2 separate regions of the Mus musculus genome follow, and region 1 is linked to region 2. A link is a loop called in an ENCODE intact Hi-C map of the cell type or tissue named here. Cell type or tissue: left cerebral cortex. All regions are shown on one strand. Links, peaks and the distances in the headings refer to the core of each region. The heading gives the core; the rest is flanking DNA.

What was found. Peaks named below come from ENCODE experiments on the same cell type or tissue, not always from the same donor. Only the 100,000 strongest peaks of a DNase experiment are listed, where the experiment ranks them.
Region 1: it touches region 2 in a loop (2.0-fold over the local background); 2 of 42 quality-filtered maps call a loop at or near these places.

What each region holds. Positions count from the first base shown.
Region 1 is chr9:77,303,799-77,319,397 of GRCm38, reverse strand. It overlaps a transcript of Mlip not described here. Among named protein-coding and RNA genes, the nearest start is that of Mlip, 60 kb to the right of the region's middle. In left cerebral cortex, for the core only: a CTCF peak has its summit at 10,000 (motif pointing left); DNase peaks (open chromatin) are centred at 8,616, 10,915 and 11,759; H3K27ac peaks cover 313 bases.
Region 2 is chr9:77,243,055-77,258,653 of GRCm38, reverse strand. It overlaps Mlip (muscular LMNA-interacting protein), which reads left to right and starts at 6,802. Exons shown (of 11, transcript NM_001368955.1): 1 at 6,802-6,907; 2 at 14,927-15,082. The coding sequence starts at 6,863. In left cerebral cortex, for the core only: no CTCF peak of the experiment used is centred there; DNase peaks (open chromatin) are centred at 6,322, 6,566, 6,775, 7,824 and 1 more place; H3K4me3 peaks cover 2,842 bases; H3K27ac peaks cover 3,436 bases.

The sequences.
Region 1 (15,599 bases), core at 5,175-13,174, 60 kb before region 2:
AAAAAGCATGTACTGATACCTCGCGGCTGGGCCTGGTGTCCCTTTAACCAATGCTTGACAGGAGTTACAGCATAAATAAAAACTCAAGGAAAATAAATACATGGATCCTATGAGGTCAGAGGGCGCGGCCTGATGTAGGAGGCGGGCCGCGCTTACACCCGCGGGTGGGAGTGGACAGAGCTGACAGACGAGGGGCAATGCACAGAACCTAGGTGGCCTCCAGCATGTCGGGGCTGTCGGTCCGGGCCACCGTGCGAGGTGAGGCTGAGCTCCGCCCTTCTGGTCTCTCTTCTTGGCAGCATTCTTTTTGTCCAGGTTTTTTTTTTTTTTTTGTACTTCTTTTTTTGAACTTTTTTGTTTTGTTTTGTACGTCTATTGTGGAACCTGTAGGGAGTGTTTTTCGGTGAAATTAATAAGTTCCTACTTGAACAGTGACTTTTGTCACTTTGTTTGCTCTTTGTTTGGTACTGCTGAGGTGTGTCACCTTGCTCCCAATCCCTGACAGGGAATAGCAGATTGAGGCTGAAGTTGTGTCACAGGGAATGCCGTAAGTGGGTGAGCATAGTATTTGACATATAGGAAATTTCAGAGTTTTATTGAAAATTATTATATTTCAACATGGTTATTTTAAAACTTGGCTTCAGATTGTCAAATAATATTTTCTTCATTAGAGATTCATGAGGCATGGTGGTACAATACACCAAGACCAATTTTTAAGATTTTTTAAACGTCTCAGGGAATGTGCTAGTGGCAAAAACCTGAATTTGATTTCCCCATGAATCATCGTGACCTATTTTGTTATTAATAGAGTTGCCATAGATGTGGAAAGAGGACCAGAACACTTGGCAGGGACTCTAATTCTGCATTTCTTTAAGGTCAGTTGTTTTTAGTGTCAGGCTCCCTCTAGGCAAGGTTATTCAGTGGAGAAGCTGTAATTTTCCCCTCCCTTTACTTTGACTGGCCTAGTCACCAGGAGTTGTACTCCCTGAGAGGTCGAAACTGACATCTCCTTTCTCCCAAGATTTCATGAAAATATTTTCACATAAAGTTCTGCGTGGTTAACCCTAACTTAAACATTGATGGACGAAGCCTATCCTCTTGGCATAGTTATTGCTTTGGGGAAAGGAGACTGGTAATACTGAAATTAAGGACATTTCTCTTCTTCACTGAATAATTTAATGCATTTTACTATAGAACATGTACAATGCAGTTAACAAAGAAAGCAGATTCACTATGAACCTAGGTTAACCTTGCCACATGCTTCTGACAATAAAGCGACATCAACTTGTCATGGCACCCATCTTTTCTCTTGACCTCTGGTGATATCTGTAAGATTTATGATTACAAGGCATATTCAGGTGTAGACGGCAGGAAGTCCTTGTGTGCACACATGGTGAAAATATAACAACTGGTGTTAGATCCCAAGGAGTTTGGCCTAGCACTGGTTACCTATGTTAGGCTGAATCAAGTTTCCTTTTTCTCTCACCTGGATTGTTCCCCTGTCGGCTGGAAATCCTGCAGGGACCCTCCATATTCAGTGTTTGGTGATGGTGTTGTCTGTAACCTTCATACTCGGAAGTCATGATCAGTGTCATATGATGGTGTTGTCTGTAAAATGCCATCTTTACAAGTCACACTCAATATCCGCATGGTCTCATGTTTATGACTTTTCCTTAAATTATTTGAACAACATATAACTGCTTGACATACAGATTTTGTTTATGAGATCATGATCGTTTATTGTAGACTTTCTTGGTCACTTTCTTCAAATATAGTCACAACAACAGGGAGAATAAACATTGGATGTACGATACCTCCTTGCCAGTGGAATAGGAAGATAGAAACCTCTTGATTTTCAGAGAAACTTTTTGTTCTTTGCTTGCTGATGAGCATAGCTTTGTGTGCCAGCATTAGAAGTTATACATTAGAACAAAACTGAGCTAAGGGGCACCCGCATGTGGAAGAAAGCAAACAGTTACGCTGAGTGTGCTTTATATTTGCTTGAAGATAAAAAGTATATTATTTGACCTGTACTCGACCCAAGAAGCAAATATTTGAAGATAAAATAATCAAACTGAATCACAGCATTGAACATTAGATCAGAGAAATGGTTTCTTAACTGAAATGCTCATAATTTTGAGTGGTTTCTCTTCTCAAGCCATGATTCCTCCTTAAACTATTCCTGAGGCAGATGATGGGGAACCAGGACTGGATCAGTGAATGGAGAGGAGAAGGGTACTTAACAGCAAGATCTGTGAGCTTGTAACCTCATCGGCTATTAAGAGAGGGGAAGATAGGATGAAGGAACAAGGACTAAGGACTGTGAATATATGTAATGTAACCTAGAGCCCTTCTGATTGTTCATTCATTAAAGAAGAACCAATTTTGCGGACACAACAACTTTTCTCACTGAAGACATTTTAGCTGAGCTTCTGCCAGTTTAACCACACAATTGGAACAACAGTGTGTATGATTCATCATTTCAACCATATAGGGAATAAGTCTGTGGTGGTTTGAATGAGATATCTATCATAAGCTTGCAGCCTTTTAATACTTAGTATCCAGTTGGTGGCTCTTTGGAGATGATTAGGAGGGGTGGCCTTAGTGGAGGAAGTATGCCACTGGAGGTGGGCTTTGAGGTATCAAAACACTTGCACCATTTCCAGTGCATCCTTTCTGCTCCCTGTACACAGTATGACCATGAATTCTTAGTGGTCATTCCATTGCAATGGCTGCCTTCTGCTACCATACTTACCCTTCTCATCATGATGGTGATGGATCTAGACGTCAGGAACCATAATCCGCAAATAAACCCTTTCTTCTGTAAGTTACCTTGTTCATAGTGTTTTGTTATATCAATAGAAAGTCACCAAATACATTTACTTTTATGTAGCTAGTTATTTATGTATTTTTTTTTGCTTGCTTGTGAGCATAGCCTTATGTGCCACTACTTAGAAATTATATATTAGAATAAATCTGAGCTAAGGGCTAGCATACTGAGCATAACCATTTACTGGTGTTTTCTTCTACATGTGGGTGCCCCTTAGCTAAGTTTTATTCTAATGTATAATTTCTACGTACAGACACACAAGGCTATGCTCAACAGCACAAGAAGAATGGGTGTTTACATAAGAAAATGAAGGAAATGATGTAATGGCAGAGAGCGAGCAATGCATGGAGCAGAGAAGAGAGTGCATAGTTGGGAGGGCACAGGAAAAAGACAGCTTTGGAGACAGATAACAATGGAGCTCTGCTGGCATACTGACCTGCTTTCTTGTTGAATGTCAATTAAGAAGTCCCAAATGAAGGTGCATTTAGAAGCCAGACAATAACAAAATTAACACTAACCTTACGAAAATCTAATGTGTGGAGTTTTTCAGGTGGTACCAGTGCCAAGCACATCATTTGTTACACAATTTGTTCCTTGTAGCAGTGGCTAAGTGAAGCATGGTAATGTCTGTCAGTGATGGAGGAAGTACAGTAGAGCTTCAAGCCATTTTGTTTTCTTTTGAGGAAAAAGTCAGGTTTTACTTTGAGGTAAGAGTTCATTAAGATGAAGGAGGGTATGGATACAAACACATAAAGCTGTGTGAGTATTCCTAGCTCACTGGCTCTAATAGCAAAACTCAAAGGAAGGACAGACCTTACCCACGGAGAAGGAGGCAGACAGAACGATGAAAACAGGGCGAGAATGGTGTCTTTTCCAATGGAGACTGGTTCTCTGAGTACAGAAGAAGGTTTTGTGCTGAGCCCCTGGTGGGATTATGGTTATTAACCACCACATTTTTATGGTTATTAACCACCACTTGTGGATAGTAGGTGATGAGCAGGTTGATGACACCTGCCCTTATGGGACTAGAGAGGACTGGGAAGGGGCCTTATTTTGGCTGAGTCTTAGACCATCTCCTCTCTACTGGTGCCTCTGATTGAAATGTTGATGGAATTGAATATTTTTTGTATGTTAAAATCTGTTTTTTTTTGACAGTCAAGACTCAGTAGTCAGGATTGCTCCAAAGTTGAAGACACAGATAGTGAGGATGGGCAGATGTCTATGGAACTTTCCTTGAAAATCTATTTGATACAATAACATTTTAAAAAAAAGAATATGCCATTCATATCTTAATATGGGCATTCTCTTCAGCCCCAGTGTTCATATTATTTACACTTATTAATCTTCTTAATCTGGGCTGTGAATTAGGACCTAGGGTTCACCAAAGACCAAGTGGAAGCCCTGATGTTGAGAACTGAGCAATACTCCTCTGTGCTTCTGTTGCTCAGTAGAGGCTAAACACATCTGCTTTATATGAAGATCTCAAAACCAGGAGCCGCTGAGCAAAACGTTCATAAATATGTCCATGCTCCTGCTAGGTCAGGTCAGTATTCTTGTGCCATTGACAAGTCAGCATTGATATTACTTATGGCTGATTCTTTTTTTTAAAAAATCATAGGCATATTAGCACACATGCTGGGTAGTGTTGAAGATATTAGTCTTATATTTCAGGTTCCAGAATGTTAAATGTTAGATGCAGGTCAGCAAATAAAGAACCAGCCCGCTGCCTGCAGTGTGAGGAACTGGCGTGATGAAGACACAAGCCTGTCTCATACAGTTGCCTTGTCTTTATTTCGATTTATCTATCCACAGGGCAAGTTCTGCAGTTCTTTGATAAATAGTCCTACTCACAAGCATCCATCTCTCATGCATTATTGAGAAATTACATGAGCTGAACTTTTCTGCCATAAAATTACTAATCTAATACAAATACTCTATGTTATCATCAAGCAGTTTTAGAGCATTCTTGTGAGGTAATGTTCAAAAGAAATAGGTGAGTTTAATTCTTTTCTTTCAGTTAACTTAAAAAATAAGCTATGTAAAATTTTTTTTATGCTAAAGTTCAACACTGCAGGTGTTCCAATTGAAATGTTGATGGAAGCTTAAAAAGTATTCTGGAATCAAGTAAATGAAATACACTTTTAGTGGGTATGGGAGCTTTATTTCAGGAAAAAGAATATGCATGCATTGATTTACCATTTTTCTTTTTTTTTCCATTTTTATTAGGTATTTAGCTCATTTACATTTCCAATGCTATACCATACCCCCCCCCCAACACTCCCCTACCCACCCACTCCCCCTTTTTGGCCCTGGCATTCCCCTGTACTGGGGCATATAAAGTTTGCAAGTCCAATGGGCCTCTCTTTGCAGTGATGGCCGACTAGGCCATCTTTTGATACATATGCAGCTAGAGACAAGAGCTCCGGGGTACTGCTTAGTTCATATTGTTGTTCCACTTATAGGGTTGCAGTTCCCTTTAGTTCCTTGGCTGCTTTCTCTAGTTCCTCCATTGGGGGCCCTGTGGTCCATTCAATAGCTGACTGTGAGCATCCACTTCTGTGTTTGCTAGGCCCTGGCATAGTCTCACAAGAGAGAGCTATATCTGGGTCCTTTCAGCAAAATCTTGCTAGTGTATGCAATGGTGTCAGCGTTTGGAAGCTGATCATGGGATGGATCTCTGGATATGTGTGGACACTTTGCCCCTTCTTAGAATAGGAAACAAAACACCCATGGAAGGAGTTACAGAGACAAAATTTGGAAGTGTGACGAAAGGATGGACCATCTAGTGATTTACCATTTTTCAATTTGACCGAACAGCAGAAGCCCAGAGTCTATGTCTATTTTAAATTTATTTTCACACAGGTAAGGACTTAAGCGTGTATATACGTCACAACCGCCCCCCCCACATACATGCAAGCATGCATGCATGCACATACAGACAAATGCATGCACATACAGATGAGTGCATGCACAATATGAACATATACACTTATGCACACTTGCCCATATACACACATGAACACATGCACCTAAATAAGTAAACAGAAGAAATGAAAACTTGGGTGTAATGTGCTTACTTTAGCTATACTTACACATTCCTGTTTACGGCATTGGAACACTGATATTCTCATGCTGTCTTCCTCTACAATACAACTTTTTTGGATAGTGTTTTCATGGTTTGAATAGTGTAATTCATTTGACAAACTTCTGCTAGGCATTAGATTGTTCCAATTTAGAAACAGGAAAGTTTAACTTTTTAAATGCAGAAACACAGAATTTTGGAAGAGAGTGCAGTTTTGTTTTGGTTGAAAGAGGCAATAGGGTGCATGTTTTGTAGGTCAGCATTTGTAAAGCCTGTCACTGTGTTAGCCCTCTGGCTCTGAGAATACCAGCTTGTGACATCATTAAGCCCCCTCCATAGGTAGCACTGGGTATTATTTTTACCACCTTACTTTTCTTGTGATCTCTCTGGATCCATGACCATAGCTTTAGAAACACACTGTGACCTGTCTGCATTAAACCTCATTACCAAGTATGGGGTACCTTTGTGCTGCCCCATCTCCAGCGCAGGCCCGTGGAACTGAAGTCTTCAGTAAAGGTAGCTTATAGGTCATTCTGTCAAGAAAGTCTCCCTCTGCCTTTCAGGAAGATTCTGCTCCTTTTCTGTACCTCTGGGTCCACCCTGTCCTCCATACCCAGACACCCTGTTTCCACATTGGACCAGTACAATTTTCCTGTTGAACAATACCTGAGAAACTATTTCCATGGTAAATATTAACCACTTGCTGCAGTATGCTATACTGCGATTCTTGAGTACTTGAGAACAACTTAAATTCTTGGAATTGTTTAATAATTCAATCTTAAAAAAGACGCTTCAATATTGAGCTTTCTTCTTGTCCTTTTCACTGTAACACAAAGGCAGAGAATGAGGAATAAAGGATAAATGGAAAAATGATAATTTACTGATAATTCCCCATTCTTATTTGAAAATGAACACCGTTTTAAATGTGAAAAATACTTCTTCACTCAGCCTAAAGGTTGGGTGTTCTTTTTACTTCTTTATCTGAGTCAGATGACATCTTATGTCTCTTAAGCCTTAGTTAATTCTGAGAGCACTTATTTTTCATAATAATATAATATTATTATTTTTATTATAATATCATATACAATGTTTTAATCATAATACACACGTATAAGAAAGTTTGGGTTAAGATTCTAGGTGTTCAAATAAGAGCAGTTTGAGTATGAAAAATTTTAACCTTCTTGAGTCTCAGTCCCTCTAGGAATGGAAGATCTCTGTTCTCATGTAATTATAAAGTTCCACGGTATTAAAACATGAGGTCTATATTTTATAGTTTAGGATGCTTGCAACTGACTAGCAGTGTGCTGAGCATGGGATGTGCTTCCCAGATTGAGAACACATGCCATGGACGGCCACCAGGTTGAGTATCTCCTACACCTCTTTGTTGATAGCAGAAATCTAACTGAAATGGCTTCATTCGAAAGGAACTCACTGGCTGGTCTAACTGGAAATAGAGGAGGACGTGGACTGTATTGTTAGATTCCAGCTACGGCGACAGAGTCACGTGCTTTGCCTGGGACTTACTGCTGTCATGATGTTTTGGTGTTTTATGCCCTGGTTTCTCTGTGTTGACCTTACATGCCAGGGACACAGAGCTAGAATCTGCAGCAGTGAGACTTGAAGCTTGACCTACTGGGTCTCATGCTTACGTATTAAGCCTTCCAATGGGTTCTACTATATGAATTTTTTTTTTTTTTGGTGTGGTTCAAAACAGTCAGGTAACAGTTATTTCCTAGGGTAACAGAGTCAGAATGGACAAGATCCTTTCAGTGTATATCAGAAAATAATTATATTTCTCTGCCTTTCAAACCTCCTGGGAGAATAATAAGAATTCATCCCATCTCTTTTGACATAGCTTAGAGCAGTTTGCCTTTCTTTTCTCCTGATCCTCGTTCCGGGAATATATGGTAAAAAGCTAAATCTAGTAGCCTTGCTTAATATAAACAAATATGTACATACAATCTCATTATAAAGTTCAGGTGACACGATGCTAAATTTTTGACTCATCATAGCAGGTGATTGTGAAACTACAATTTTGACTCATCATAGCAGGTGATTGTGAAAAAAAAACCCAACAATGTCAGCTACAGTGTGCTGCAATGATTATGTTGTTTGCAACTCCGGGTAGGTTACTGAATGTAATGTAAATGCGTTCCTAATGTTATGTACCATTGTGATACTATTGGAAAAATAAAAATAGAAACTACACAGAAAAGACCGATGATACTGCTGAGCTTAATATTTTTCTGTTATTATATTCATTATACTTTCAGATTTTTAAGTGTGTATTTGAGAATTGTATCTATTTGGATATTTTGAAATATTTGGACAATACAAGTATCCTGATAGCTGACACAGCAGACAATACAGCAATTACTTGAAGCTGAGAACGCTCGAAGCACTCTCAGGATACTTAAATCTCTGTTCTACGATATAATCCTGTGGTGATGTTTATGAGCAAACCTTAATTCAAAGTTTAAAATTTCTGTGGTGGAAACCTTCCAGTTTTGTCATTTGAACTACTTGGGAGAAACTTACTGATACCCAGGGACGCTGCCCATCTACAACTTGGTTATTTTGTCACATAAAGACTGAGTTTTAAAATTTCTCAGTGTTCACGGGTTACAGAGACTATGAGAAATCTTCCCCCTTCTTCTGAAAGGCTACTTCATCAGCACACTGCAAGCATGTACAGCCCGCAGTGAGTCACGTTGCAAGTTTAGTGCTTCCCGGCAAGGAGCTTAGCCTCAAGTTCCACAGCTATTCTTAGCTGCTCCACACCCTGTCATGGATGGAGGATACTGGATGAACTTGCAAATGACATACTGTACTGGTGGCAAACAGGGCAAGTGTCATATTGGGTTACTAAGTCTCTCATTTCTTTTGTGTATTGATGTAGGAGAGGGGACGAATCAACAACAACAACAACAACAAATGGCCCTCCTTGTGATTTCAACCCCTTAACAAACATGAGATCCTGGGTGGGACATGGGGAAAGTGGACTCAGTCTTTTTAGTCTTCCCTATCTCCAGGTTCAGGTCTACATTCTGGCTTAGATACATTGTGTCAAAGCAATAAGAATTCATGTTTCACCAGTACTGCAGCATGGTGACCTGGTGATTCTACAGCAGTTGCAGTTTTGCTTGTACAATGGTGTTCAGAATGGCAACTTGTACTAGCCCTGGCTGGCAACATGGCCAGCCATCACAGGTGCCGGCATTTTGTCTCATGAGATAAACTGTTTCAGCCCAGACAACTTGTAACTCTGCTTCACAAATTGCACCATCACTGTCTTTTTATTTATTTATTTTTAGTTAAAAACTTATAGTCACATCCAAGCAATCTGCTTTCCTGACTTCCTCATGTGTGAGTGTCATTGTGCCTTGCTTGTATTTATGGTACTGACCTGTTCTACTCACTACTTGGTCTTCTCCAGTAGTTCCTCTGCCCTCACCACTCCTGTGTGCATATGTTCAGATGCTTTTTCAATTTGGGCTCCACATGAACAAAAAAGCATGTGAGATTTGTCCTTCTAAATCTCAGCCTGGCTGCTGTTTTACTAAACAGGATGCTCTCCAGGTCCATTGTGGACACAGAGCACAGTTCTGCATGCACTCATCCATTGATGGGTATCCAGGCGAGTTCCATATCTTGTCTCTTTGTATAGTCTGTAGCAAACTGCAATATCTCTGTAGTATGCTCACTTTTATTCCTTTAGGTATATTTCATTGCCTTTTATATGTGTATCTCCTGTGTGTGCGTTTCCCTTCTGTATTTCTCAAGTACATGATCATAGTCCTAGTTACATAGCAGGGATTGTGTATCAATATGAATATATATGTATATATATACATATATAGGATTATATATTTATCTTTGTAATCTGATTTTCAAATTCTGCTATGCTTGTGGAAATGCAGATAGTGTTCAGCATCAAGATATAGAGATGCAAGGGGCTAGAGGGATGGCTCAGCAGTTAAGAGCATTGATGCTCAGAGGTCCTGAGTTCAATTCCTAACAACCACATGGTGGCTCACAACCATCTGTAAATGGGATCTGATGCCCTCTTCTGGTATATCTGAAGAGAATGACAGCATACTCATATAAATAAAATAAATAAATAAATCTTTAAAAAATGCATTTGCTAAGAAAAGATATAGCGATTCATACTTTAAAGCAGTTCTTTTAAAAGACCTTATTTTTTAATATTTGTAGTTATTTTAGGGAGATGATAGAAAATAGAACAAGAAAATGTATATTAAAGATTCAATATAGTCACTTATGATCTGCTGTTTTTCTGAATATATATGCATATATCATATAAATCAGTATAATTGTTAAGTTGTACTGAGTTCATATGTGATCGTTGATATAGAAAAAAACTTAAATGGAATGTATTGGAGGGAGATTTGGAATAAGGTTCTCTGGGACTGAGCTTGAGAAGGTGACATTAATGAAAGAACCAGAAGAAAGGCTCCTGCCATCCTGTTCTGGGACAGAGACCTCAGTTGTTTTTGTCACCTGTATGTGGGAATTCAGGCACTCAAGGAGATGTAATAATTTGGGTTGTTTCCTAGTACTGAGGCATAGATAGTTTCAGTATTTTATATATACAATAATTTCCATGCTCTTATACAATAACCATATGTTAATTTTGAAATAGAAACAATTGATATTCTCTCTCTCTCTCTCTCTCTCTCTCTCTCTCTCCCCCTACTCCCTCTCCCTCTGCCTCTCCTCCTCTCCCCTCTTCATTCCCCTCCCACTCCTTCTCTCTCTCTCTCTCTCTGGTGCTGCAGATTGATCCTAGGGCTTTTTGAACTAAGGTTTATTTATGGAGGCAATCCTCACTTTGACTTAAGAGCAGTACTTGGTATATGCATATTTCGTTTTGGCTCTTAGCTCACCAGGATTGGAAAATTGCATGGTTTTGCTGAAAGTCTGAAATGGGATGCGCTGTACAGTAGTTTGAATGTGAAAGGTCAGGCTGACCTTTGGGAGTAATTCAGAGGCTGCTGCTCATCTCTGCCATCTTTCCCCCACTTCAGGAGGATGCTGCTCTCTCCTTTTGTCAGAGGTCATTTTACCCTCCCATGCTCAGTTGATAGCTTGCTCTATGAATTGAGAGACTAGGATATTCATAGAACTAAACAGTGCTCAGGACTGAGAGACCTCTCCCAATCCTCAGAGGGTGCCCTTACATTTCTGTGTAGCATGTTTGTAGTTCACTCTGTGCTGTTGTAAAAGCCTCATGCTTCTCAATGTAGATAAATGCTAAAAACTGGCTCTGGAAGTTCACCATCAAGGATGCCTTCGTCCCTATAGTGGTCATCTGCATTGCTAACTGCACTTGCTCTTAGTGGAGCATTTCTCTTAGAGAAGGAGGAATCAGGATGAATAAGTACTTTCAACTGAAGGATGGAGAGTTTCTTAGTTTACAATACTGAGATTTTTTTTTTTGTGCTTGTAAACATTTCTACATCTGTCCTGTGATTGTCATTTGCTCTGTGTTGGGGGTGGTTCTGTCTGTGCATTCTTTTTAAGTGAGAAAGCAAAGACACAGAAAAGGTAAGAAACTTGCTTGCAAGAATAGGGTTAACAGTTTTGGAGTACTTACACTTGTCGGGCATGGTTGTGCTTGATAAGGATTTGATATTTGCATGCTCTTTAAAGTAGACCAGGTCACTTTGATATTATATCTATCCCAGTTCTTTAAACAGGAAACAAGGCACTGAAAAATTCAATTATTTGCCTAAGGACATGAAAATCTTGTTAGTGATGGAGAAGGTGCTTGCATTCCAACCCCTGATCCTGCCTGAGAACACTGAGTAGCGTCTGTGTGTAAGTTTGGTGAGGGTGGACTGTGGAGACTGTAGCGAGGAGTCTGCTTTCAGGGATTTCTAAGTATCGTGCTTGCAACCATACTTCCATGGCAATAGAAACTAGCCTCATGGGTTGTATGGCCAACACAGTAAGCACACAACCAAACACAGCCCTGGCCAAATGGATGGAACTAGAAAATATCATTCTGAGTGAGGTAACTCAGTCACAAAAGAACACACAGGATATGTACTCACTAATAAGTGGATATTAGCCCAAAAGTTTGGAATACCCATGGTACAATTCACAGACCATATGAAGCTAAAGAAGAAGGAAAACCAAAGTGTGGATGCTTCAGTTCTTTTTAGAATGGGGAACAAAATACTCAACGGAGGAAATATGGAGACAAAGTGTAGAGCAGAGACTGAAGGAAGGCCATCCAGAAACTGCCCCACCTAGGGAACCATCCCATATACAGACACCAAAATTGGATTCTATTGTGGATGCCAAGAAGTGCTTGCTGACAGGAGCCTGATATAGCTGTCTCCTGAGAGGCTCTGCCAGAGCCTGACAAATAGAGAAGCGGATGCTCACAGCCAACCAATGGACTGAGCACAGGGTCCCCAATGAGAAAGGACTGAAGGAGCTGAAGGGGTTTTCAACCTATAGGAAGAACAACAATATCAGCCAACAAGACCCTCTAGAGCTCCCAGGGATTAAATCACCAACCAAATAGTACACATGGAGGGACCCATGGCTCCAGCCACATATGTAGCAGAGAATGGCCTTGTCAGGCATCAATGGGAGAAGAGGCCCTTGGTCCTATGAAGGGCCCCAGTATAAAGGAATGCCACAGCAGGGAGGCCGGAGTAGGTGGGTGGGTAGGTGAGTGGAAGAGTACCCTCATAGAATCAGGGAGAGGGAGGATGGGATAGGGGGTTTCTGGAGGGGAAACTGGCAAAGGGGACAACATTTGAAATGCAAATAAATAAAATATCCAATAAAGAAAGAGGGGAAAGAACACATCCCTGGCAATCCTATAGTATTTGTTTTCTCACAATGGATAGCAAAATGACATGATGCCTGTAGATTTAAATGCAGGGGAATAGTCATTGCTTTGATAGTAAAAGGATCTTTATTCATGGGAAATGCTGAGAGTATACCTTTATTCATATGCCTTTTCTTTTTCTGGAGTCTTTTTACAATAGCCACAAGCCCACTTCTGCTTCTTCAGGACCTTAGGCAAGGCAAGTTATGTGTATATGTGTGCATGAGTATGTCTGTGTGTATGTGTGCGTGCATGTGTCTGTTAGGGGCACATTAACTGGTTAGATTAATTGATTTTTCAATTTTAAACTACATTTTACTTATTTTGTGTGTGTGTGTGTGTTTGTATTGCCATCTTATTTTTGTGAGTGTGTTTGTGTTGGTGAATGTGTAGATGTCAGAGGATGCCTTGCTTCTGTCATCTCTCTCCTACCTTTGTCTTCTCAGTCAGACTCAGTTGTCAGTCACGATGACTAGTGCCTTTCATCCGTCCCCTTCTGTCTGAACAGATTCATTGGAAGACTCAATGCTTATGGTTAGACCTTGACTTGACCTGTTCATCATCATGAGTGGGGCTGGCTCTGGATGAAGCATTTCACTGGATGATCCCTCATCATGGCATAGACTTACATGCTGGAGAAGGGAACCCTTATCGATCCAACATAAGTATACCATATGAGCTCTAGACTTGCTTTAAAAGGCCCACATTCTAACAACAAAGACAGCCTTTGAACACATGAACCATTAGTGTTACAAATGAGAATTTTAAGATATTTTATTTGGGTCAAAATGCGAGGAAATCCTTATTGAGTAATTGATATTTAGAAAGTGTACCAAAGAACATGGTTAGGAGTTGTAGCCATATTTAAGAGCTTGTCTCTGGCCTTGTAGAGAAAATTGTTATTGAAATGACCACTCAAACAAACCCTAACGTCATCTCAAAGACAGCTGTGATTTGAAGTTAGCTAGACAAATGGAAGGTGGGAGGAAATCTAAAGAAAGGGATAAGGTTGTTGACTCATCTTCTACTTCTGCGAATTGAAGCTTAAGGCTCTGCATTTGAAATGGAATGGTTTCAGCACTTAAAGCAAATAATCATTATACTGCAGATATGTAAGGGTAGAAGAGCTATCAAACCACCATATGCTTTCTGCTGCAAGTACTGCAGACATTATAATTGATAGACATTTATTTTGTTCACTATGCCAGAGGCTTGGAAGTATCTACTAGACTGTATCTGTGTCTTAATTTTCTTTCTGGTGATCTGATAAAACCATGAGAGAAAAATGTATATTTCATGTGCTAGCTTACCATTCATCCAAGGGAGAAAGTCAGGGCAGGAGCTCCAGGCAGGAGCCTGAAGGCAGGAATTGAAGCAGAGACCTTGGAGGAATATTGCTTTCTGGCTTGCTCCACATGGCTTGATTACAACTCAGGATTACCTGCTTGGGGGGGGGGGCACTGCCCACAGTGGACTGGGACTTCCCACATTAACCATTAATAATAATAATAATGATAACCATCATCATCATCATCATCATGTCTCCACAGAGTTGCATACAGGCAAATCCAATGTAGGCAATTTCTCAATTACAATTCCCTCTTATGAGACATGTTGAAGTTTGTGTCAAGTTGAAAAAACTAACCAGCATAATCTGTGAATATCTTTGTTATGCAACATAGGCAAGGGACAGGGGTCTGAGAGTAACTATCTGACTCCAACATTAGCGACATTAGTTCATTCACGAGAGTAGAGTCTTTGTGCCTTAAAGGTATCCCCTTTCTTTTCCATTTTTGTTTGTTTGTTCGTTTTTTGATCATGGTCTCTTTGTAGCATTGGTTGGTCTGGAAGTAAGCTGCTCTCAGACTCAGAGATGTGCCAGAGATCTCAAACTCAGAGATCTACCTCCTAAGTGCTGGAACGAAATGTGTGTGCCATCACACCAGGCCAAAATATCCCACTCTTAAGACCATTAACTATGGAAATTGAATTCCAGCAGACATTTTGGAGAGAGTCAACACTATAGAGACTGGTGTATTGGTCAGTAATATGTTTTTTAATGTAGAGAGGAGACTGAAGAGAAGAGGAGAAAGCATAGAGGGGAGATTACATATATATATATATCCTTTCTCTATTGAATTTGCTTTCTGTCCTTCCTATATGACCTTTCTCTATTGACTTTGCTTGCTGTCCTTCCTATATGACAAATGTACTAGTTTTACCTTTAAAAACTAAAGAAAACAAAAGCAAAAACAACAACAACAAATCAAACCAGCCTGTTTTATGCCTCCCACGAGTTCAGCCAAAGCAAATCTCAATGCCTTTCAGAGGAAACTGCAGTGTTGGGCAGCTACTCTACGTAGCTTTGGTCTGTGTATGCAGCTGTCTTAGTGACGCTCAACTCAGGCATGACCGTGTGCGCCGATGTGCTATTTTCCCAGCAGTGCTCCTGATTCCAGGTAATGTTTCCACTTCACCCTCCCGACCCACAGAGGGAACGGAAAATACTGGGGCAAGTTAGACATGAATTAAAAGTAAATGACCTTTAGGGAGAGAGAGTGAGCAATGGGATGTGCTGTCTCTCTCTCTCTCTTCCAGTTATAATGGGACACTCCTCTATGCTGGCAGAATGTACTTTCATTTACTTCAACAATAGTTACTCGTATTTTCTAGCTCTCATAAATATTTGAGATCTGATTAACTCATCACAGATATGCATTGCTGCCCCCAAACGTCCACAGAAGTACATTTTTGTTTAAAGACCATTTTTAGGATAGTAAGTTTGTTGCTACTCTGATGATCTGACCTCTCCAGCCTCT
Region 2 (15,599 bases), core at 4,769-12,768:
CACTCACTATTGTAGGTCCTAGAGATATTCATGGAACAATAGTGAGGAACGTCTACTGTCTCTGTGATGATGTCCCAACTGGGGAGCCAGAAGCTAAAGAATGTTCTGTCTGCTATAAATGCAGGGCAACAAGTACCACATAGAGATCCAAGGTCAGAAGGGAGTGTGTACACAAGCAGGAGGCACCCTGAGACCTTTGCTGTCAGAGAATCCAGAAGGTACGGTGTTTATAGAGTGCCCTGTGTCAGAAACTGTTACTCACATGTCATAACACAGAATAACTGCCTCACAGTCTGAGCTGCGGAAAGCTAAGCAGAGAGACTATCCAGGGAGAAGCTCACGGGAAGAAGTCTAAGCCGACAGCGTAGCATCTTAAGAATCCACCCTACTTCATATAAAAATCTCCCCTTCCCTTTCTTTCTTGCTCTCCTAAGGTATGTGTGTGTGTGTGTGTGTGTGTGTGTAGGATCCTGTGTTTGAGTGTACACACACACACACACACACACACACACACACATACTGTGGTTCATAGTATAAGTGTGGAGGTCAGAGAACAATCTTGGCTGTCAGAAACCATACTAATAAATGATTTAGCAGAGAGAGAGAGAGAGAGAGAGAGAGAGAGAGAGAGAGAGAGAGAGAGAGAGAGAGAGAGAGAGAGAGAGGAGAGAGAGAGAGACTGAGACTAAGTGTCTGGGCAATATTGGGGGCCCAGGCTAGTTGAGTCTGCTGGTATTCCACCTAAGGAATTTCATGTAAGGTTCCTCCCTTTGTGTCCTGAGAGTCTCTCACCTCCCACGTCTCTGGTACATTCTTCTTTTTTATTTTTTTTTAATTAGGTATTTTCCTCATTTACATTTCCAATGCTATCCCAAAAGTCCCCCATACCCATCCCCCCAATCCCCTATCCACCCACTCCCCCTTTTTGGCCCTGGCGTTCCCCTGTACTGGGGCATATAAAGTTTGCAAGTCCAAAGGGCCTCTCTTTCCAGTGATGGCTGACTAGGCCATCTTTTGTTACATATGCAGCTAGAGACAAGAGCTCCAGGGTACTGGTTAGTTCATATTGTTGTTCCACCTATAGGGTGCAGTTCCCTTTAGCTCCTTGGGTACTTTCTCTAGCTCCTCCATTGGGGGCCGTGTGACCCATCCAATAGCTGACTGTGAGCATCCACTTCTGTGTTGGCTAGGCCCCGGCATAGTCTCATAAGAGACAGCTATATCTGGGTCCTTTCAGCAAAATCTTGCTAGTGTATGCAATGGTGTCTGCTTTTGGAAGCTGATTATGGGATGGATCCCTGGATATGGCAATCACTAGATGGTCCATCCTTTCGTCACAGCTCCAATTTTTTTCTCTGTAACTTCTTCCATGGGTGTTTTGTTCCCATTTCTAAGAAGGGGCAAAGTGTCCACACTTTGGTCTTCTTTCTTCTTGAGTTTCATGCGTTTAGCAAATTGTATCATATATCTTGGGTATCCTAAGTTTCTGGGCTAATATCTACTTATCAGTGAGTACATATTGTGCAAGTTCTTTTGTGATTGGGTTACTTCACTCAGGATGATGCCCTCCAGGTCCATCCATTTGCCAGGAATTTCATAAATTCATTCTTTTTAATAGCTGAGTAGTAATTCATTGTGTATATGTACCACATTTTCTGTATCCATTCCTCTGTTGAGGGGCATCTGGGTTCTTTCCAGCTTCTGGCTATTATAAATAAGGCTGCTATGAACATAGTGGAGCATGTGTCCTTCTTACCGGTTGGGACATCTTCTGGATATATGCCCAGGAGAGGTATTGCTGGATCCTCCGGTAGTACTATGTCCAATTTTCTGAGGAACTGCCAGACTGATTTCCCTTCTCAATAGTCACAAATAATATAAAATACCTTGGCTTGACTCTGACTAAGGAAGTGAAAGATCTGTATGATAAGAACTTCAAGTCTCTGAAGAAAGAAATTAAAGAAGATCTCAGAAGATGGAAAGATCTCCCATGCTCATGGATTGGCAGGATCAATATAGTAAAAATGGCTATCTTGCCAAAAGCAATCTACAGATTCAATGCAAGCCCCATCAAAATTCCAACTCAATTCTTCAACGAATTAGAAAGGACAATCGGCAGATTCATCTGGAATAACAAAAAACCTAGGATAGCAAAAACTCTTCTCAAGGATAAAAGAACCTCTGGTGGAATCACCATGCCTGACCTAAAGCTTTACTACAGAGCAATTGTGATCAAAACTGCATGGTACTGGTATAGTGACAGACAAGTAGACCAATGGAACAGAATTGAAGATCCAGAGATGAACCCACACACCTATGGTCACTTGATCTTTGACAAGGGAGCTAAAACCATCCAGTGGAAAAAAGACAGCATTTTTAACAAATGGTGCTGGCACAACTGGTGGTTATCATGTAGGAGAATGCGAATTGATCCATTTCTATCTCCTTGTACTAAGGTCAAATCTAAGTGGATTAAGGAACTCCACATAAAACCAGAGACACTGAAACTTATAGAGGAGAAAGTAGGGAAAAGCCTCAAAAATATGGGTACAGGGGAAAAAATTCCTGAACAGAACAGCAATGGTTTGTGCTGTAAGATCGAGAATCGATAAATGGGACCTCATAAAATTGCAAAGCTTCTGCAAGGCAAAAGACACCGTCAATAAGACAAAAAGGCCACCAACAGATTGGGAAAGGATCTTTACCTATCCCAAATCGGATAGGGGACTAATATCCAATATATATAAAGAACTCAAGAAGGTGGACTCCAGAAAATTGAATAACCCCATTAAAAATGGGGCTCAGAGCTGAACAAAGAATTCTCACCTGAGGAATACCGAATGGCAGAGAAGCACCTGAAAAAATGTTCAACATCCTTAATCATCAGGGAAATGCAAATCAAAACAACCCTGAGATTCCACCTCACACCAGTCAGAATGGCTAATATCAAAAATTCAGGTGACAGCAGATGCTGGTGAGGATGTGGAGAAAGAGGAACACTCCTCCATTGTTGGTGGGATTGCAAGCTTGTACAACCACTCTGGTACATTCTTAAGAGTTCCCCCATGTTGTGTATTTCCACTCATTCTGCTGGCCCTCAGAGCTTCTCTCTTGTCCCCCCCCCCATACTTGATCATGTTCCCCATTTTTCTCTCACTCTCCTCTTCCACCCAGATCCTTCCCTCTCTCTGCCTCCCATGATTGTTTTCTTCTCCCTCCCAAGTGGAATTGAGGTGTCCTCACTTGGGCCCTTCGACATGTTAATCTTGAGTTCTGTGGATTGTGTCCTAGGTATTCTGTACTTTTTGGCTAATATCCACTTATTAGTAGTACATACCATGCATGTTCTTTTGGATCTGAATTATCTCACTCAGAATGATATTTTCTAGTTCCATTCATTTGCCTGAAAAATTCATGATGTCCTAGTTCTTAATAGCCGAATAGTATTCCATTGAGCTAGACAGAATTTGCAACAGAGGAATCTCGAATGGCCAAGAAACACTTAAAGAAATGTTCCAAGTCCTAGTGATCAGGGAAATTCAAATAAAAATGATCCTGGGATTCCACCTTACACCAATCAGAATGGCTAAGATCAAAAACTGGTGATAGTACATGTTGGCAAAGATGTGGAGAAAGAATGCTCCTCCACTGCTGGTTGGATTGCAAACTGTTACAACCACTCTGGAAATCAATCTGGAGGTTCCTCAGAAAACTGGAAATAGATCTACCTGAAGACCCAGCTATACCACTCTAGGGAATATACCCAAAAGATATCCCAGCATACCACAGAGGCATGTGTTCCACTATATTCATAACGGCCTTATCTGTGATAACCAGAAGTTGGAAACAACCCAGATGTACCACAATGGAAGAATAGATACAGAATTTGTCTTAAATCAGGGACCATCATCATTTGCTGGCCAAGTGCGAATGGTTTCTTCAGAAACTATTCTAAACTCATGTACTCTCTGGAGCTATAAACGTAACTAACCAGATGGTTGACAAATGTTGCTGCAATGCATGGCTTTTAAGTTTTTATTTTAAGTAAAAATTATGACTTCTCTCACTGAAGTAGTTGTAACAGCAATGATTATTTTTAATGAAACAATAATTGAAAATTATGAGAGAAAAAATGCTAAAAGATAGACAAAAATTGCAAGTTGACAGGTTAACTGTTCTGATGGTGCAAAGTGCTTCAAGGAAAGCTTTGGATATAGCTAAAGACAGAGGCTAAAATGTTTCCTTTTCCAAATTTGGGCTTAATTGCCCTCTTTGCTTTATGTTTGAAGAAGAGAATGGGCACAAGACAAGATCCTAGTAGGGAAAGCAGAGTGACATAGAAGACAAGAACACTGGAGTTGTCAAGCTCTTTTAGAATAAACGGAGCCATTGACAAAATTCTATACATCACTGGCCCGGGATCCATATACTAGATAGACTTCAGAGAAGAGTGCATCTAAGACTGGACGGCAGGCACTCTTTGAGGTTAGAAGTACGCATATTCATCTCTGAATCCTTATTGAATGACGCATAAAGTTAAAATACCTTGATTCAAAGTCTTTGATGATAATCTAGATTTGACCGACTTTTCTGGTCTTAGGAGTCTTTTTATACTCTCTTGTATTATTTATAAAGTTAAAAACCCACAGTGCCATGAGAAGTAACATACAAGGGATAGTATCTGACACATAAGCATGGGCTGCCCGAGCTGAATCTAACTGTAGGATTCTATGGAGCAATGCTTTCCTTATTCACATTCACAGGGTAGACATTCAGAACAGCTCAGAGGTCCAAGATCTTCTGACTTGTGTCCTCTGCTTCCTGTCTATTCATGCTACTCACTTCTCTTACTGCTCTAACAAGGGCTTCCCTAAATCTTCTCTGACTGTCAGATAAATTCTTCTAGATCCAACAGGATACCATTTCCCATTCTGAGTGTAGCCAAATTCTTGCAATTAATTCACAGCAAATGTCTGTGCTCTTGTGGCTTTATGAACGGTCAGGAAAATACCACCGCATGGTTTAGTTTTTGTCAGCTTGACACAAACTAGAGTTGCCAGGCAAAAAAACAAATCTCAATCAGAGAAATGTTCCCATTTTATTGTCTTGTAGATAGGTCTTTATGGCATTCTCTTGATGGTGTATGGATATGAGAGGGCCCAGCCCACTGTGAGGGGTGACACCCCTGGGCAAGTCCTGGGAGGTATAAGAAAGTGAGCCTGGAAGCTAGTTGATAAGCAGTGTTCCTCCTTGCTGCCTGCCCTAGTTTCCCTCAGTGGCAGACTGGGATCAGGATGTGTAAGTCAAATAAGCCTTTTTTATCTTCAAGTTGCTTTTGGTCATGATGCTTATCAGTGCAACAGAGAGGAGAAGTAGGAGAACAACACACCAGCAACAGGATACAACCCAGAAGCTTGTTGAAAGTGCAGGTGTGGAGAATCCACTGCTGAACTTCTCAAGCAGAAACTACAGTTCTAAAGGTGCTGCCAATGGCGGATCATGCAGTGACATTTAAGAACTATAGGATGGGTGATGGGCGATCTTTAAAACTCTCTTCTCTTTGTATCTCTGTTATTTATATGACAGATTTATGTATATTCTCAGAAAGAATGAAAGGTTCTTGGCATCAGATATACATAACCATGAGTGTAGATGTCAGAAGATATCTCTTACTGATGTAACAGCACATACATTTAGAAATTTGGCCCTTTCCTGGGGCAAGATGTACTAGTGTTATTTGCAATAGTTTCCCTGCTTCTTAATAGAATCACTGTGAGTCATTATTGCGCTCATGATTGTCCTAAGTTCAAGCTCTTGACAATGTTGAAAATATTAAATGCTGTAACTGTACGTGAAATAAAACCTTCACTTTTGCATAGCATTCAGTATATAGCCAGCTCCCTCCACATTACATCTTCCAGTGCTTATGCACAAATATAGATTGCATAGGTTTGTAGAAAAAAATCAATGCTTAGAGAATAGGAATACTGAATAAATCAATCTCGTGAGAAATATTTGTGACTTGTTTATAGGTAGGCAGGGCAGTCACTATCTTCCAGCAACAGTGGAAGGGAATTTTGTTTTGACAGCTATTTGGTAACAAGATCTCTTTTAGAGCTACTTTTGTTTAACAGCAGAACTTGAGTCACTCGGATGCTCCAATATCATTGACTGCCGTTCACACGCCAAGGACTTGTCACTGAAATGACTGGCTTTCCAAAATGATCACTGTGTTTTCCAGTTCTTTATTTAGACGCTGTGTTTGCATGTGTTTGTGCATCTGAATGTTCTCTGCGAGCGTGGTCAACCAATCACTGAAACTGGCAGATGCCAGGGCCCTTCAATCAGCTTCTCATTGCTGTCCAATCTGGCTTCTCCCTTCCTTTCAGGGAATACATAATTGGACTGCAAGCCTGAAAGGAAAAGAGGGCAAACACATAGAGGTAGCAATTTTTCACTTCCACTGATCCCATTTTAGCAGTCAGTGTGACCTCTCGTGAAGTTCCAAAAGTAAAAATTGTCAAAACAAACCCTTTGGAGCTGAAAAATACTCAACTCGGAGAAGCATCTGTTCTGTGTTCTTTTAGATTCCTCCTCCCCCGCAACCGTGTGTGTGTGTGTGTGTGTGTGTGTGTGTGTGTGTGTGTGTGCGCGCGTGTGTGCGTGTGCATATGGGTGCATGCGTATGTGCTTGCGTGTGTGTGTGTGTGTGTGTGTGTGTGTGTGTGTGTGTGTGTGTGTGTGTAGGCGATTGCGTGCGTGTGCCTGTGTTGTTTTAGTAACAGGCTCTCTTTCCACCTCAGTCATTGGTTTGCTTTCAGAGCAGGGGCTTCTGAGTGCCTGCAGGAACAATTACTTCCAAATGACCTCCTGCATCTTAGCGGGGAGCCTTGAGACCACACCCAAGGTAAAGAGAAGTCTTTGCTTAATGCTTTCAGTAACTTTTAAAGACACCCAGTTCTGGTATATGCCGGAGGGTGTGAGGGCGAGCTACCCGGGAGCTGATAAATTTGTCTGTGTTGTTGAAATGAGATGGTATCTATAGTCAGAGAAACGGGCAACTGATAAAGACAAAACTGCTTGTTGGGCAAAGAAAAAGCCAAGGATTGCGCTTGGCATAGAGTTAATGTTTGAATGCTTGTGATGTCTTTTCTTAGTAAGAGGCTATTGGTCCTCTGTGCTGCGGGTGCCAACACGGTGGTGTGTTTGGGGGGCACTTTTAGGGAAATAGAAGAAAGAATAGCACACAGCCTGAAGCTGAGCAAAGGAGCTTACAGCCTGCGAGGCACTGGGGAAAACACCTCTCATGTTATAGCCTGTGCCACCGGTGAGAAGGGGTCAGTCTGACAAAAGGGGTATCTCAAGCCACTATTTTAATCCACTTAGTTCTTATTTCTGTTATTAAAATAGTTTCCCGAAGATCAGATGTTTAAATGGCATTGGCAGCTGAAAGTGTTAATTGCCAATTAAGAAGCGAATGCCATTAACTTGCATCCGCTTCCGCTTTGTGGGAAAATGATTTTTTTTTTTTGTCTCCATAGCGATTCATTTTGGGGCTCTGTTAGATCTGCCACACAGTGTGCAGTAAATGGTAAATGGCTTTCTTCTTCTTCTTCTTCTTCTTCTTCTTCTTCTTCTTCTTCTTCTTCTTCTTCTTCTTCTTCTTCTTCTTCTTCTTCTTCTTCTTCTTTTTTTTTTTCTGAGCAAGGGATTCATCAGTCTACAGGCTAACATAGATCTTCAGAATATTCCACAGTGTGGCTAGTGTAGCTTCAAATCCCATTCCATCAAAAGGTCCTTTCAAGTGAACCTTAGGTTTCTGGTAAGACACAATACAGGTGCTAGATAAACACAGTGAAAGACCTGGGTGCTAATTTTGTAGTACTTTCTTGAAAGTTAATATCAAAGGGTTGCCCTTTTCCTGATGTTCTGGAATATGCATATAAGGACAGGAATCAATCCCTGAGTTTATTTCTACTCAGTAGTAACTCAGTGAGGTAAGCCTTTAATCTTTAGATTACATATAACATATATCACATATCACACACATATATCTATATGTAATAAGTAAATATTATATATAATGTATTTGTTCAACTAAAATAAGGAAGTAGAATTGCTTCCCTACATTGATGACGATATTTCACTTAGGGAGGGCATTGAAGTTCCTGTGGGCAGAGTGTAGCCATAAAGTTGAAGGCCACTATCTTGCTCCTGTTCAATGGCCTTCTTTCTCATCGTGTGTTCATGTTTAGAAATCTCTCCATCATACTGTGAGAAGGGCACATCTTGTTCATCTATGTACTGGCTTCCTTTTGTTCTTGTTTTGTGTACTAAAATTATAACTACCAACTTTTTAAAAGACTATAGGTGGAAGTATCCCTTGCAGAATTTTGTACTTTAGAGATTTAAGACAAGACAAGCTGGACAATTGTGCAAGGCACTTGGGGAAGTAAGTTTAGATCACTGTATATGCTTTAGAAGATATGGCTACTGGCCGTTTATTAAGGGTCAATGGGTTTTGTACCTGTGGGCTATACTGAAGCCTTTCCTATAAATCTATTTAATTTCCTTTGGATAGACTTCAGGAGACCAAATCATTTCATAGGAAAATGAGGGCAAGAATAAGCACCTGGAAGTGAGGTCAACATATCATCCTTTCTTTCTTGATAACTATTAAATGACTATTTTGTCCAAAGGAGAAGAAAGGATAAATATTTTAATTATTATAGATAGTTATTTATTGTTGTAGCCAAATACTTGCCTAAGGCAATTTAAGAGAGAAAGGGTTTATTCTGGCTTGTGGTTTGAGTGTGCAGTTTAACATGCTCAGTAAGGCAAGGCAGCTGGAGTGTGAGGCAGCCTGCTAAACTGTACTGTCAGTCAGGAAGCAGAAAGAAGATGGATGCTGTCACCAATGAGGCTTCTCCTATCTTGTCTTTTGCTTGGAACCCCAGTTCACTGAATTCTGCTGCCTACATCCAGGTGGGTCCTCTGCCCTCATCAGTTAAGCCTTTCTGGAGGTACTCCCATAGCCACACCAGCAGTGTCTCCTAAGAGATTTCAAAATCAGATCAAGCTGACAAGGAATCTCAACTACTGAGTACTCAGTGGTACCCCTCTTTACACCGCTCTCCATCTCGGCAGGACATTGACAAGCTTAACTATGTAAGAAAACATCCCTAGGAAAACCTAGGAAGTCAGTAGCATTCATTATGTGTTGTTGATTAGCCTTAATGGCCTTTCTTTCTCGGTCCTGTAAGGGGTCTAACCTTTCTTCCCACTAAGGAAAAAATGGGAAGCACTGCTTTTAGATGATGAGCTACTACTCGTCAACTCTGACACGGCTATCGTAAAGAGATCATGACAAATAATTTTAATTTCTATGTTATATTTTGTTTATATTATTTCCATTCCCCAACTCTTTCAAGATATTTCTCATTTCTAGCCACACAACTTTGTAAACTTTCTCTCAAAAAAAGAAAAGAAAAGAAAAGAAAAGAAAAGAAAAGAAAAGAAAAGCAAGGCAGGACGGAAGGAAAGAAGGGAAAAAGGGAGGGCAGAAAGGAAGAAATAAGAAAAATCTATTTACTGGTGAGAATCAGGTATTGAAGCTATCCGCCCTCATTGTGTTAGGATCAATGTGATTTTAGCATAGTAGTGTTTCTTTTATGAAATTGGGTGCCCTTGCATTTGGTGCATAATAGTTTGCAATTATCCTAATCTGTTGTTTGATTTTTCTCCTTCAATATGTATTCATTGTCCTTTACTATCTCTTCTGATTATTGTTATTTGATGTTCATTTTGTCAGAAATTAAAATAACTACATCTGATTTTTTTTTCTTGGATCCATCTGCTTGGAATAACCTCTTCCATTCTTTTACCTGAGGGGATGTCTATCCTTAATGGTGAGATGTGTTTCTCAGAGAAAGTAAAAAGAAGGATTCTGTTTTCTATTAAAATCTGATATTTCATGCTCTTTTATTGAGGAATTGAGACTGTTGATTCTGAGAGTTATTTCTGAGCATTGCTTATTAATTCCTATCATTTTATTGTGGATTTAAAAAAATTTATTTGGTTAACTGTTCTTGGATTATTTGTTCCTTGAGTATAGTTAACATTCTCTTCAGACTGAAGTTTCCTTATAGTGTCTTTTGTAGAATTAAATTGCCAAAAAGAAATTTTTAAAGTTTATTTTTATCATGAAATATTTTTTCTTTCTCCTTTGATTATGACCAATAGTTTTGTCGGATATATCCAGCAAAAATTATACATATGTATGTATAATTTTTATATATATGACATATGTGGCTTTTCAGAGCTTGTAGGGCACCTTCCAGGTCATTTTGGCTTTCAGAGTCTCCATCAATATATCAGTTGTTATTCTAACATGTCTGCCTTTATATATGACTTGATATTTTTTCCTTCAGCTTTTAATATTATTTTTTGCTCTTTACAATTAATATTTTAATTATTATGTATCACAGGGATTTTCTTTTCTGGTGGCGTCTATGTCTATTTGATGTTTTGTATGCCTCTTGCTCCTTAGTAGATATCTGTTTAGATTTGGGAGTTTTTCTTCTATGATATTTAAATATATTTTCTGTGCCTTTGACCTCAGTTTCTTCTTTATCTATTCCCTTTGCTTGTAGGTTTGATCTTTTCATAAAGATATTTTTTTACCTGAAATTCTCTTTTATATTTCATCTAATTTTTTGTTAAGACTTTTCTCTGAACTTACTCTTTTGATTTCTTGAATTTTCCCTACCAAGTTTTATTTCAGTTTTGCTGTTCTTTAGTGATTCTATTTCTTTGTTAGATTCTATTTTTATATCTTAATTGCTTTTATTATTTCATTCAAGTGTTTGCTTATATTTCCAAGCCTTCGTATCCTCTTTAAAGTCCTTTAACATATTCACAATTGCTATTTTGAAATTCTTGTCTTATCCTTCAGTTAAATTCACCTTTTAAGGGTATATTAAAATAGGGGTGTGGAATTCTGGAAGAGGTATATTGTCTTGGTTGTTTATATTTATGTTTTTGCACAGAGTTAAAAATTCTATGGTATTTCCTGGTATTGATATCTGGTCACATCTTTGTGGTGTGAGTATTTCAATCATTGTTGGTTCCCTAATCTTATTGTGGATCAACTGAGTGATTCTTCCTTTTCAGTTCTGAAGCCACTCTGAGTTTCAGGGTCTCAGGACACCGTGGTTGTCAGGTTGGCTGAAAGCAGAGAGAGTTAGGTGGGGAAAATGACTCTTGGGAATCTCTCCCTGAAGTTCTGGCTGGAACTCTGGGCTCTGACTCCAATTATTCCCAGATTGCCATTGGAAGAACAAATGGCAAATGACAAAGAAGAGCCTGTTAAAGGGTGAAAGCTGAATCAGAAGGGTGTGACATATACTTTAAATGCCCTGAAGAATGAACATTGTATTCACATATGTTCACCAGTTACTAGAACATTATATCCCATGACAAATATTACTGAGTAGTTTAGATCTTTCAAGAACAAGGGTGAAGTCTAACACAGGGCTATCAAATTTTCTTCAGTTGATTCATGCTCACAAAGAATATCTCTAATCAATAACCTAATGTCCATGTTGCCAGTTCCAGAGACTCTCTGGACCTCACTTTCTGACTTTTTCATGTTTGTGCTACTGTGCTGACTCTTGGTCCTGACATTTCTGCTGTCTCTCCACACTGCATGTACAAAGATAGCCCTGTCATCTTTTACCTCATATACACTTGCCCTTCACATGTTTAGTGACTTCTTCTTAGATCATCTTCTCAAAGTCAAAGCCCAGACTCCATAGTCATTCAGAATTTCTATACTATTATTTTTTTGTGGGACTACCTCTTACTTTTCTAGAGTAAAATATGATCAAAACAGAGGACATGCAGTTACTATGGAAGACTCAGATGCTTAGGTAGATTTCTTTTCAACCCCTATGAATTAAAAACGGTGTCAAAATTAATGCATGGCCTGAATCAGATGGGGCCTTGCTTTCTATTCAAAACGATGACATCCATGTCACAAAATGGTTTCACAGAAGGCAAGGTTGGCCTGGTTTTCCTCTGGGCTGGCTAGATTGCTGTTCTCTCCAATTTACAACTGAGTGGCTCTTTCTCAGTGTTCTCAAGCATTTTTTAATTTCCCCATCTAATCCTGCATTTAAAAAAATTACATTATGTGTATATATCTATGTGCATGTGTGCTCTGTGTATGTGTGAGCATAGGTACCTTGGAGTCTAGATGGGGTTGTTGGTTCCCCTGGAGTTCCAGGCAGTTGTGAGCTAGGACCCTAACTCAGATCTCTGCAAAAGCAGTGTGTTCTTAGACACTGAGACATCTCTCATCCCTTCTGTTTTTGAACTCTATCCTCAAACCAGTTTGAAATATTGGGTTTCTTATTTCAGTGAACTCTCATTTCCTGTAATTTAGTTAAAAGGTTTTATGCTTAGATAAAAGGTTTATATTTTTCTTGTCCATGGTCTTCTTTCTACAAAGCCTGATAGAAACTCTCCACTTATGGAAATACTATATATTTCACATATTTATTTATCAATACCCTTCTCTCCCCACTGGATAACACATTCATGACATCAGAATTTTTTTTTCATTGTTAAATTGCCAGTCCCTGAAGTTGATTAGACTTTGTTGAATCATCAAAGTATAAGGCAATGTGCCCAAGTGAGTGCCAGCTTTAGCAGAGGCATTGAAGCAGGCTAATGGGCAAGGAGGGAGACAGATGTGCAGGGATGAGGGGAGGGGAAAAGGAATGGGATTCAGGGCTCTGGAAACACAGGTTCTTTAACTCTGTTTATATATCCTCTTCTATTTGTGTGTAGTGTGTTGACTCTTTCCTCTTCACTATTATAGCCTTCCTCCTGGGGCCACAAAAGCAAGCATTTAATGAAACTATTAAATGAGTTAAGTATAAACAAGTGAGAAGGCACATCTGTAGGCATAACTTTTTTGCAACCTACTTTTAATAAGGGTTCAACCTCTCCTCTATCCAACTACCCAACAGAAGTAGTGGAAGAGAAAAGTTATTAAGATATGGGGGAAGTGGAACTAGTTTAGCAATAATTCTTTGGGGGCAAGCTCCATCTTCTTTGGCAGCAGTTCAGACCTGTAGCAAACACCAAATACTACTCAGCAGCTGCAAGCCAGTCCAGTAGGCAGACAGATACCAGACACAAACACCAGCAGGTTTGAGGTGAGACTGTGGAAGCAGCAAGCTACAGCAGGAACCCCACTAGCAGTTCTTGGGTAAGTTTCTCTCACTGTCAGAGTTATCACAAGTTGAGCTCAGTTATGCAAGGTGAACCAATACACGCATGTTGTTAGAGAAGAATATCTAGGCAGAGCAAGTCAAACCAATGTTCAGTGCTCATCTCCCACTGTCTGTGGGATCATATTTATACCCCTTCATCAAGCATCCTTTCACATGTTTGCTATATCAAAACATCCTTTCACCTGTGTCTGCTTCAGGAAAACATTCTTTCATTTGTGTCTGCTTCAGGAAAACATTATTTCATGTGTTTGCTTGAGCAAGACATCCTTTTATCTGTGTGCCCCATCAAAACATTACTTGACATAACTGACTTTCCAAAGACACTAAAAGTTTCTGCATCACACATCCTTTAGAGGAGGTGCTGCTATTCTAACAGACATCTTTCACTTTCAGGTTCACATCTTAACATGAATATGATGCAATGATGCATGCTGGAATTTTCTTGCATGTCTGTTGTTCCTAAGTCAATATTCTGAGACTTTTGCCTTAGGGTTAAATGGATAGATGTCACATTTGAAGTTGACCAAGTTCTGTGGTTAGAATGTTCTCAAATACCTATGTAAGGAGTTACAGAGACAGAGTTTGGAGCTAAGATGAAAGGATGGACCATCCAGAGACTACCCCACCTGGGGATCCATCCCATAATCAGCCACCAAATCCAGACACTATTGCATATGCCAGCCAGATTTTGCTGAAGGGACCCTGATATAGCTGTCTCATGTGAGGCTATGCTAGTGCCTGGTAAACACAGAAGTGGATGCTCACAGTCATCTATTGGATGGAACACAGGGCCTCCAATGGAGGAGCTAGAGAAAGTACCCAAGGAGCTGAAAGGGTCTGCAACCCTACAGGCGGAACAACAATATGAACTAACCAGTACCCCGTAGAGCTCGTGTCTCTAGCTGCATATGTAGCAGAAGAAGGCCTAGTCAGCCATCATTGGGAAGAGAAGCCCCTTGGTCTTGCTAACTTTATATGCCCCAGTACAGGGGAATGCCAGGGCCAAGTAGTGGGAGTGGGTAGGAAGGGGAGCAGAGTGTGGGGAGAGTATAGGGGACTTTCAAGATAGCATTTGAAATGTAAATAAAGAAATATCTAATAAGAAAAAAAGAATGTTCCCTCTTCACATCACAGGGACACGGTGAGCTTTGGCTGAATGGCTTTCCAGGCTGCTACTTTGTGCTGCTCACCCCACCACCCTTCCCCCAACACACACAGGACCTCTCTATAACAGACTGATTCCCTTGGTATAGTCATAGTCGTTTTGTTTTCTGGCTGGTTGGTTGGCTTTTTTGAGACAGGGTTTCTCTGTGTAGCCTTGGCTATACTGGAGCTTGTTCTGTAGACCAGGCTGACCTTGAACTCACAGTAATCTGCCTGTCCTTGCCTCTGAGTTCTGGGAATAAAGGTATGTGCCACCACTGCCTAGCCTGCTATGGTAGTTTTAAAGGAGGTTCTAATGTGCTATGGATATTTTTTATGTGAATTTTATTTGCATCAGTACAGGTCATCACATGGCAGTGGGCAATTTATCAAAGTGAATGAGATAAATACGGAACATGGAGGATAAAGTCAAGACAAACCTTTGACAAGGCTGACAGTCTACTTTATTACATATCTCATAGGTCTCTCCTGGAGATCCTGAAGCCAAACCTCTGATCTTCACATTTGTCCCCACTCTCAGAAGACTACCAACCCACATTCAGTTGGCTGACACTTCCAAATTTCTCGTTAAAATTCCCGAGGAACCAACTGATAAGAGTCCAGAAACTGTAAATAGGGTAGGATTATTTTTTTTCTTTTAAAATTTCAAATGACATTCTAAAATTATCCATAATAATGCTTGGAAATTTGTATCAATGTGTATTTCTTCTGTGTAAAATAAGATGATTGTGAAATCTAAGAATGGTTAAAAATAGGATTATGAGGGCTGAGGGTTTAGCTCTATAGTGGAGAATGAGCTTAGCTTCAGCTCCGTGGGCTCCATCTTCAGGGCTGCCATCTGTATGCATATGAATGTAATATATATATATATATATATATATATATATATATATATATATATATATATATATACACATATATATACATATATATACACACATATATATATACATATATATACATATATATATATACATATATATATATCTTCAATGACATCAGTTTCTCAACGTGTATTTCATTATTTTCAACTCTTCTGAGTTGCTGTTTTATTATCTACGATCAACAGGATTGTGTATTTCAAAGGTCTCCTGGGACCTTCCCCAAAAGTATCTGAAAACAAAACAAAACAAA